Regions from separate parts of the Homo sapiens genome. Here all the other regions are linked to region 1. A link is a contact called in ENCODE Hi-C or POLR2A ChIA-PET data. All regions are on one chromosome and are shown on one strand. Each heading gives the region's core, a stretch centred on a gene start or an enhancer-like site at or near the end of the contact. The rest is flanking DNA. Distances are from core to core; before and after follow the strand shown.

What was found. Hi-C counts contacts between places; a loop is a spot of excess contacts on that map. ChIA-PET counts read pairs that join two places held with the same protein, here RNA polymerase II (POLR2A). Pooled maps may share reads with other maps.
Region 2: a pooled map shows a loop between it and region 1 (3-fold over the local background). The contact joins the promoter of HPF1 here to the promoter of SH3RF1 in region 1. A Hi-C loop is called at or near these places in 1 of 37 single-sample maps with no recorded cell type and 5 of 50 pooled maps. POLR2A ChIA-PET finds 5 or more read pairs at or near these places in 3 of 52 experiments (GM10248, GM12878 and activated T-cell).
Region 3: a map of ascending aorta shows a loop between it and region 1 (2.3-fold over the local background). The contact joins the enhancer-like site here to the promoter of SH3RF1 in region 1. A Hi-C loop is called at or near these places in 1 of 168 maps with a recorded cell type or tissue (ascending aorta), 2 of 37 single-sample maps with no recorded cell type and 3 of 50 pooled maps. POLR2A ChIA-PET finds 5 or more read pairs at or near these places in 1 of 52 experiments (H1).

The regions. Positions count from the first base shown.
Region 1 is chr4:169,269,605-169,272,294 of GRCh38, reverse strand. SH3RF1 (SH3 domain containing ring finger 1) reads left to right here and starts at 1,339. Exons shown (of 12, transcript NM_020870.4): 1 at 1,339-1,436. RefSeq lists silencers at 709-858, 899-1,658, 1,899-2,118.
Region 2 is chr4:169,756,551-169,759,240 of GRCh38, reverse strand. It overlaps HPF1 (histone PARylation factor 1), which reads left to right and starts at 1,297. Exons shown (of 8, transcript NM_017867.3): 1 at 1,297-1,411. The coding sequence starts at 1,364. LOC107986240 (a long non-coding RNA gene) reads right to left here and starts at 1,178. Exons shown (of 3, transcript XR_001741529.2): 1 at 1,017-1,178. RefSeq lists an enhancer at 1,380-1,449.
Region 3 is chr4:168,853,161-168,855,850 of GRCh38, reverse strand. All of the region lies in intron 10 of PALLD (palladin, cytoskeletal associated protein), which reads right to left. LOC102723331 (a long non-coding RNA gene) reads left to right here. Exons shown (of 2, transcript XR_007058358.1): 2 at 1-2,690. Among named protein-coding and RNA genes, the nearest start is that of CBR4, 160 kb to the left of the region's middle. Within about 2 kb of position 1,315, at least 11 of the 41 ENCODE cell types and tissues checked have a DNase peak (open chromatin) inside an H3K27ac peak, as active enhancers do; they include ascending aorta, where a contact is called at or near this core.

The DNA.
Region 1 (2,690 bases), core at 90-2,589:
GTGATCCTTATGTCTTGAATGGTTTAGCTGTGGCCCTAGCTGGAGACTAGAGGATAAACTGAGACTCCTCGTCAAATCATAAACCTAGTTGGTGGCTGGGCAGAGATTTCTTGCATCATCTGTTGTAACCCTTTCTTCTTATAACCACCTAGTTTCTGCCCACCTTTGAGGAGGGGTATTTGGGATAACTTTTTGTAAATTGATGGTAAATGCAAATATAGTAATGTCAACTTTAGATCAGTGACAAAATTTTAACTTGCTTCTCCACTAAATCGAGACTGAAAAACCTCAAAACCTATGGACAAGATGTTTTTCAAAACTCCACTTCGGTTTACAGGTGTGTGCTTGGGGCAACCAAAACAAAGATTACTGCGATGATGGCAGCCACCCAGGCTCAGATAAAAGAGGCGCCTCTCAGCGTGCTTTGCGGTGCCAGCCCACCTGAGGTCAGACTCAATTCTCCCCACTTAGGGCAGGGATAACAGAGCCCCCGAGCCTGGGTTGGAAGTCCGTACTACCGTTTTCCTAGTCTTGGGCTTTGGGGTCAGCGGTCCTCCAGGCTTGCTCCGGTTTGGGTCCTGGGGTGACTGATGGCTGGGTGCGGACAGGTGGCCGCGGCACTGTCCCCATCGATTCACCACGCCGCTCTCGGCCCTAAGGGGCAACACTTCGCTCCGACTCTACCAAGTAAGTGTCCGGGGTGGGCAACCAGACGCAAAGCGCAGCGGGATCGGTTCCCGCCAGGGCTGCTCCCGCCGCCTCCGCGGACCCAGCCCCTCCCGCGCCGCGACTCGCCCAGCCTGGGGAGGAAGGGTCCGTCCAGGGCTCCCAGCCCCGCCGGGGGGAGGAGGAGGCGGCGGGACCCTGTCCCGGGGCTTCTTCCTGCTTCCCCCAGCCTCCACTCCCGCCGCCTTCCCGTCCGGTGGCTCCATTTTTCAGGCGCGTTCTCCTCAGGGAGAAGGCGTCCGTCCCCGAGCCTTCCCCTCGTAGTCCCCTGGGGGCCCCGCTCCCCATCCTCTAGGCTCTTGCAGCGCCCCCTCAGGCCGCCGCCCCAATCCCGCCCCCGGGCTCCGGCGGGGTACTGGGCGCAGGTCACCTCAGCGCGGGAGGCCGGCGCGGCGGCGGGTGGCTCCGAGAGGTGCCGCGCCCGCTCCCGGGGAAGGCGCTGTGGCGCGGGGCCGCCCCCTTGCGCCCCGGGCGCCGGCTGCGTCCCGGCCTCCTCCTCCTCTTCCTCCGCCCTCCTTGGCTGGGAAAGTGGGAGGCGGCGGCGGCGGCGTGGTGTGTGTGCGCGCGTGAGGGGGGCAGCAGAGAGGAGTCTCCCGGTGCCGCCGCGGCGTCAGAGACACTGCGAGCGGCGAGCGCGGTGGGGCCGCATCTGCATCAGCCGCCGCAGCCGCTGCGGGGCCGCGAACAAAGAGGAGGAGCCGAGGCGCGAGGTAGGGCGCGCGGCCGGCGCGGGGTCGACGGGGACCCAGCGTCGGCGGACCCCTAGCCGCGGAGAAGGCGGTGGTCTCGACATTCCCCCATCCCCGCCCTGGGTCGGTCTCTCTCTCCCCTCGCCCTCGGGTCCCCGTGGGCCGGGAATCAGGACCTGCGGAAGCGGAGCAGCCCGCGGCCTCTGCCTTCTCCGGGCAGGAAGCTGCCAGGGCTCCGTGCCGCGGTCTCCCCGGGCGCAGCCCAGCACCCCCTGCTTCCCGGATGGCGCGGTCTCTCTGGGGACTGTCGCCTTATCTTGGCTGGGCTAGAAAGCTGCTTCCCCGTGGCACTCTGTGGGGCTGAGTTTCGCAACTTAAGCCTGCGCATTTATTTTTAAGTCCTTGAAAACTTCCCGCAGTCGTGTAGAGGGATTTGTGTCCCCGGCCTGAGCTAAAGGGAGGCGGAGATGAGGGAGGCTGTAGGGTGAGATCCCCACGCCGGGACCGGCCGGGCCGCAGCCCCAGGCCGCGACCGGCTCCTGCCGGGTGCCGCCGACACCTGGCCCCGGGGTGTGTCTGCGGCGAGCGGCCGCCGCGCCTCCCTGCGGGCTTGGGAGTACCTGTGCTTGGCGCCGTGGGAGCGGGGGTGCAGCCCTGGGGCTCCCCCGCTCCGGCTTTGTCAAGAACAGCTGTTAATGCTCCCAGCCAAATCTTTTTACTCCCGTTCTCCTGGGCATTCACTTTTACATTTATTTTGGCGGTGGGGGGAGAGCGGCGCAGTAAGTGGCTTGCTTTTTCCTGAATGGCCTCATTTTCATATGCCCACAGTTTCCAGTCCAACCTTCCATTGTCGAATTCTTTTGGTGATAATTTTGCCAGCTTTTCTGAATGGGATTAGGACAGGCCGTTCAGAAATGTGTTTCAGAGTTTATCAACTACTGCCCTGAAGGGCGCTTTTCTGTTTTAGCTGCTTTCAAGCAAATCTGTGTCTTTTAGAATTGTCAACCTTCAGCTCTTTTTGGTTGGGCAAAATTAAACAGTTCTATTTTTAATAACAGCGAAGAAACATATGTATTTAATATTGGGATCATTTACCACGAGCGATTACATGAGGCATGGTTTCTTAAACGCTAAAGTGGCTTAAAAAAGGGAATTTAGTTGGATATAAAAGTAAATTTCAGGTAGAGGAAACTTTCAATGGCCTCTGTCAGCTTCTCCTATGAGTTGAAGACTTTATTAAGGCAGCTGATACCACTTTCAGAGCTTAAGAAATTA
Region 2 (2,690 bases), core at 48-2,547, 490 kb before region 1:
AATTAGCTGGGCGTGGTGGCGGGCGCCTGTAGTCCCAGCTACTCCGGAGGCTGAGGTAGGAGAACGGTGTGAACCCGGGAGGTGGAGCTTGCAGTGAGCTGAGGTGGCACCACTGCACTCCAGCCTGGGCAACAGAGCGAGACTCCGTCTCAAAAAAAACAAAACAAAACAAAACAAAACAAAAAACACTGGAAACAGAGAAAAGATCCTAAAGCTTCTTGAGACAAAACAAAACAGAAAGGAAAGCAGGTTACATATCAAGAAATTTAGTGACCTGTGAAGGAGAAGGAAATATAACGACATAGTTTCTTAACAATTCTGGAAGCTAAAATATTGCGGAGCAAGCCCTCCAATATTCCGAGTGAAAGTTATTTTCAACCTAGAACTGTGCTCAGCCAGAATAAAAACATTTCCAGACATGCACACTCTGTGGGAAAAAAGACCTGGCAGCAACCTCTCTCAAGGAACTATTGGCGGATATGTTCCACAACATGAGGGTATATAATCAAGAAAAAGGAACACCCAGATTGAGGAAATAGAGAACTCATCTCAGGAATGAGGAATAAGACCTTCCCAGGATGGATGTGAAGGAGGTCCAAGGACATCAGTTGAGAGTTGTGCCTTCCAAATTTTATGTGCATAGGAATTACCAGGGGATCTTGTTGCGATGCAGATATTGATTCAGTAAGTCTGGGTAAGGCCTGAGATTTGGCGTTTTAACAAATTCCCTCAGGATGCTGAGGCCGCTGGTTCAGGGACTACACTTTGCATATCAGCGGTGTAGAGGAAAAACAGTCCAAATTGTACCAAGAAGACGACGGTACAGAGACAGAGACCGACAGACATTTATTTCCTTCTTGGAGACAATCGGGAATGAATTAGTGTAAGCCAATAACCGTACAGTAGGGTAGGGAGAGGGATGGAGGAGAAGGAGAAAAGGATTAATATTTTAAGTAAATATAAATGAAGAAAAAACAAGGAAGGGGCTGTATTGAGAACAGCCGCATACATCCAACCTTGCCTCTAGTAGACACCTGAAGAGGAAGGTTGGACCACTCTAAGGATTCAGATTCAGTAGTCTGGGGGGTCTCTGGAGCGACCCTGGAAGATGCTCCAGAAAGCCTAGATGCAGACTACGCTGACAGAAGACGCTCCTTGCACGCGCCCAGCACGGGAGTGGGCGGGGCCTCAACGCGTCCGGTGCCAGGTCTCAGGGGGCGGGGAATGGGCGGAGCCTTTCCCCTAAATTGGCGAGCCCGGGCGGCGCTGAAATTCGGCTTGGAGGCTTTTGAACCCGGAAGCGGTTGGCGGCGCTCGGAAGCGGCCGCGGATCGGGGAATTCTGCTGGCGCTGCAGCTGCAGAATGGTCGGCGGTGGCGGGAAGCGCAGGCCCGGCGGAGAGGGGCCGCAGGTACTGCCGGAAAGGCTGTGCGGGCTACGCGGGGCGCTTTGGGTGACAGCCAGGGCACCAGGAGGCAGCGCTTTTCATTCATCCAGTGACTATTAAGCTTGCTGTGTGTCCAGGGGCTGCGGTTTGCTGCGGGGATCCTGCCCAGGGCCGCTGTTTCGCGCTCTGCAGGGGGTTGGACCAGGAAAGTAGCTCCTCTGCATCTTCTGCCCAGCTCCTCTTGGAGCATTTCCTGGGGAAACGGATTAAGCCAACCAATGGTTCATTCGCCCAGCCAGATTGATTGGGAACCGATTACATACCTGACATTCTGTGGGGCGCTGCGGATTTGGGGGTCAACCTGCTTGCTCCTGCTGCTTGTTGAGCCCTCGGCCTGGGGAGGAGGGGCACAAGCAAATATGCATTCTACTGTGACTTTTTTGTTTGGGATTATAACGCTGGTGTGTAGAAAGTGCTATGGAAACACTGAAGGAGGATTTAACAAGTCCCAGGGGGTGTTAAAGAAGACTTTTAAGACAACTCTTTGAAAATTGGTTTTGAAGGCAGAGAAGTAAGATTCTGAGACATAAAACTGTAGGAGATGTTTGGGCGTAGCGGAGCGTTCGGCTTGGCTGGAGCCAGGGAAATGGGAAAATAAGAGGGACCTGATCATAAAAGCACTACTGAGAGGGGAGGAGGAGAGAGTGTGTGCATTCTCATACTTTACTACGATTTCGGAAGTTCTGTAACCACTACAGTAGCAATAAGGGGAATCAGGAAAGAAGTGCCATTGTGATAACTAAAGTTTTAGAAAAGTTACTCTGGTAGTGTCATAAATCGGACAGGGTGAGACATTCTTAGAGGGCTTAACTAACTGTTAAAGGGCCATCGGTATAGGCATCCTTCATATTGGGTCATGCATTCTAGGAAGACCAGGGTAAAGAAGAAGTGTAGCCTCTGAAGGGGACAGCTGTTCTAAATCCTAGTTGTTAGGGCTATGGAGATGCTGAACTAGTGTGTGAGTAAAGGCACAGCTGAAAAAATTCTCTTTTTGAAGGTGCAGTGAAGAACTGCTTTGGTGGAGTGATGTGCTTAACTAGAAATACAATAACAGAAATGAAGATGAGTCTGTAGAGACTATAACCGTAATGGCCAGCATTTGTATATTATGTGCTAGGACCGTTCTGTGTATTTTTACATATAATAACATTCCTTGTAACAACCCCGATATAGGCACTGTATGCCCTTTTTGCAGATGAGAAAACAAAGCACAGAGAGGTTAAGTAACTTGCCTAAGGTTGGA
Region 3 (2,690 bases), core at 66-2,565, 420 kb after region 1:
GTCATGATAGCACTTCCCTCCTAGACTGTGAAGATGAAATGTGGTAGTACATGTGAAGTATTTTGAGCAATGTTCAAGCATGCCTTTGATAAATGTGAGCTATTAGTATTCAGGACGGTCATGTAAATAATTCAGTGTCCAAATGTGGGCCCTTTAATCTGGGACAAAGGCTGAACTATATAGAACTCTAGACAACTGGCAGATTGACTGTCCTGGGGAAAAGGGAACACGTAGCCATCCCATTCATATTACATAATGTCAAGGTCACACACTGCACAGACAGACTGACTTACCAAAATTAACAAAATTTGTGTATCACTGGGTACTAGAGTGTATAAGAGATCAGATGGAATAAGAAAGCCTTAATTAAAAAATCATGAATTATAATTTAAAGCATTTAAGATAGACGTACCACTTACATGTTAATCACTCATTTTGCTGAACTTAGAACATTCCTTTTCAGGCTGGGCGAGGTGGCTCACACCTGTAATCCCAGCACTCTGGGAGGCCGAGGCGGGTGGATCACGAGGTCAAGAGATCGAGACCATCCTGGTCAACATGGTGAAACCTTGTCTCTACTAAAAATACAAAAATTAGCTGGGCGTGATGGCATGTGCCTGTAATCCCAGCTACTTTGGAGGCTGAGGCAGGAGAATCGCTTGAACCCGGGAGGCGGAGCTTGCAGTGAGCCAAGATCGCGCCACTGCACTCCAGCCTGGCAACAGAGTGAGACTCCGTCTCAAAAAAAAAAAAAAAAAAAAGAACATTCCTTCTCAGCATTATCCCAAATATATTGTAAAGTTTAGTTTAAATTATTTTTACAGTGTTTTCATCCTTCTTCATGGCCTCCTTCCCACAAATATCAGGAAAATGGGAACTGATGAGGAGAGTAACATTAAATAAAAAGGGAAGTACAAGTAATTTTATTGTTGTGCTCAGCACAGACGGACCCAATTACAGTCCTACAAGTACCTGGGTTGCTTCCCTCCTGACCTGGAGAACAGTCCCCTGGTACACTGTCATTGTGGAAACAGAGAAAACACATCTGTTAAAAATGAGCTTTAGTGGAAAAAATTCAGCTGGCATTCTCTTTTCCTCTCTGTCGTCCTTTTTTAATAGCACTCTTATGTAAGGTCGTTACTATATATAGTAGAGAACAGGGAGCTGTGATTTGACCTGTACAGAGGCAGTCAGATATGGGCCATTTCCTACCTTGGTGGGCCCAAAGGCAGCTGAACCTGCTGGACAGCAGGAGCGGCGGCACCTGGAACCCTTGCTCTTTGAGACCTCAGCACAGCTGCACGGCTGTTCTCTTCTTGCATCTTCAGCTTCCCACCTACAAAATCGGCACAGGGCCTACTTCTGATCTAACTCATTGGGGATGCCTGTGGAACCTCAGAGAACATCTGGGAAACATTTTTTTGGCTTTGTCAATACGTATTTTTCCTCTGTATATCCATCCAAGATTTATGCAAGAGCTAGAATTGTAACATTCCAGTCTAAGAAACCTAGACCGTCCTACCATCCCTGACCAGCTTGTCCAAGCAAGATAACTGCTTGTTTATTGTCTTTTTCTCCCACTACCAGTCTTTCTCAAGAGCAGAGTTCACATCTATTCTGTTCAACAATGTATTATCTTAGATACAGCATACCATCCATGAATGAATGAATGAATGAATGAATGAATGACTCCATGAGTAAACAGAGGCAGTAGTAGCAAACATTTACTGAACACTTACCAGGAGACTCTAGACAAATTTAATCTTTCGTACCTCTGTTTTCTCATCTATGTAATGGGGTAATAATAGAACCCACAGAGTAGGGCTGTTGCAGAGATTAAAAGAGAATAGTGCTTAGTTGTTACTGGAATCCTCTCTTCCTCTTTAGTCAGTGGCACCATCCCTGATCCTGTTTCACAAGTCAGAACCGCAGAAGTCAGAGCTGCCTGTCTCCATCCGTCTCATCTCAACCATCATGAGTCCTGCCTTTCCCTCTCCTACACTTCTCCCACACGCTGTTCTCTTCCATGCAGCCAGTTTCAAAAACCACATGGAATCCTGTGACTCTTGACTTCCCTGTCCCCAGTGACTTTCGCTTGCTCTTGGGATCAACTCCAAATTCCTTCACCTGGCCCACCAGGCCTGGTCGCCCCCTGTAGCCTCTTCTTTTCTCCCTCCCACCCCCATTCTCAGAGTCTCAGCCCTTCCCTTCAATGTGCGATTCCTCCTGACTGCACACCTGTCTCTGTCTCCCATTTAGCCTTCAGATGTCAGGTCAAACATCACTTCCTGAGGCTCTTTCCTCAGGCCTCCAAACCACACGAGGTCTTTCAGTTTCCTGCCCTCAGAGGTTGTGGCACATTTTTTTCGCAGCATCTGCCACACCAGCACTCCTTACATGTCTTTTATCTGGTCTCTAATAATTCCACGCACCCAGGCCCTTGAGGGTCTTTTCTAGCTTTGGTAAAATGCGAGCTGGGAGGGAGGATGCTGACAGAGGAGTGAGTAAAGGCTGGTCTAGAGGGCATCTGAGAGCTTCTGTGGACTTCTTCTAGAAGGACCATTGATCATCTGTAAAACAACCTGTATTTGACTTTTAAGGCCAAAATTTCTAAGGAAAAAAATGTCTGTACACACATGGGAAAAGCTAGTAATTATGCTGGCTAAAAGAAAAAGTTACTCTGTGAGATG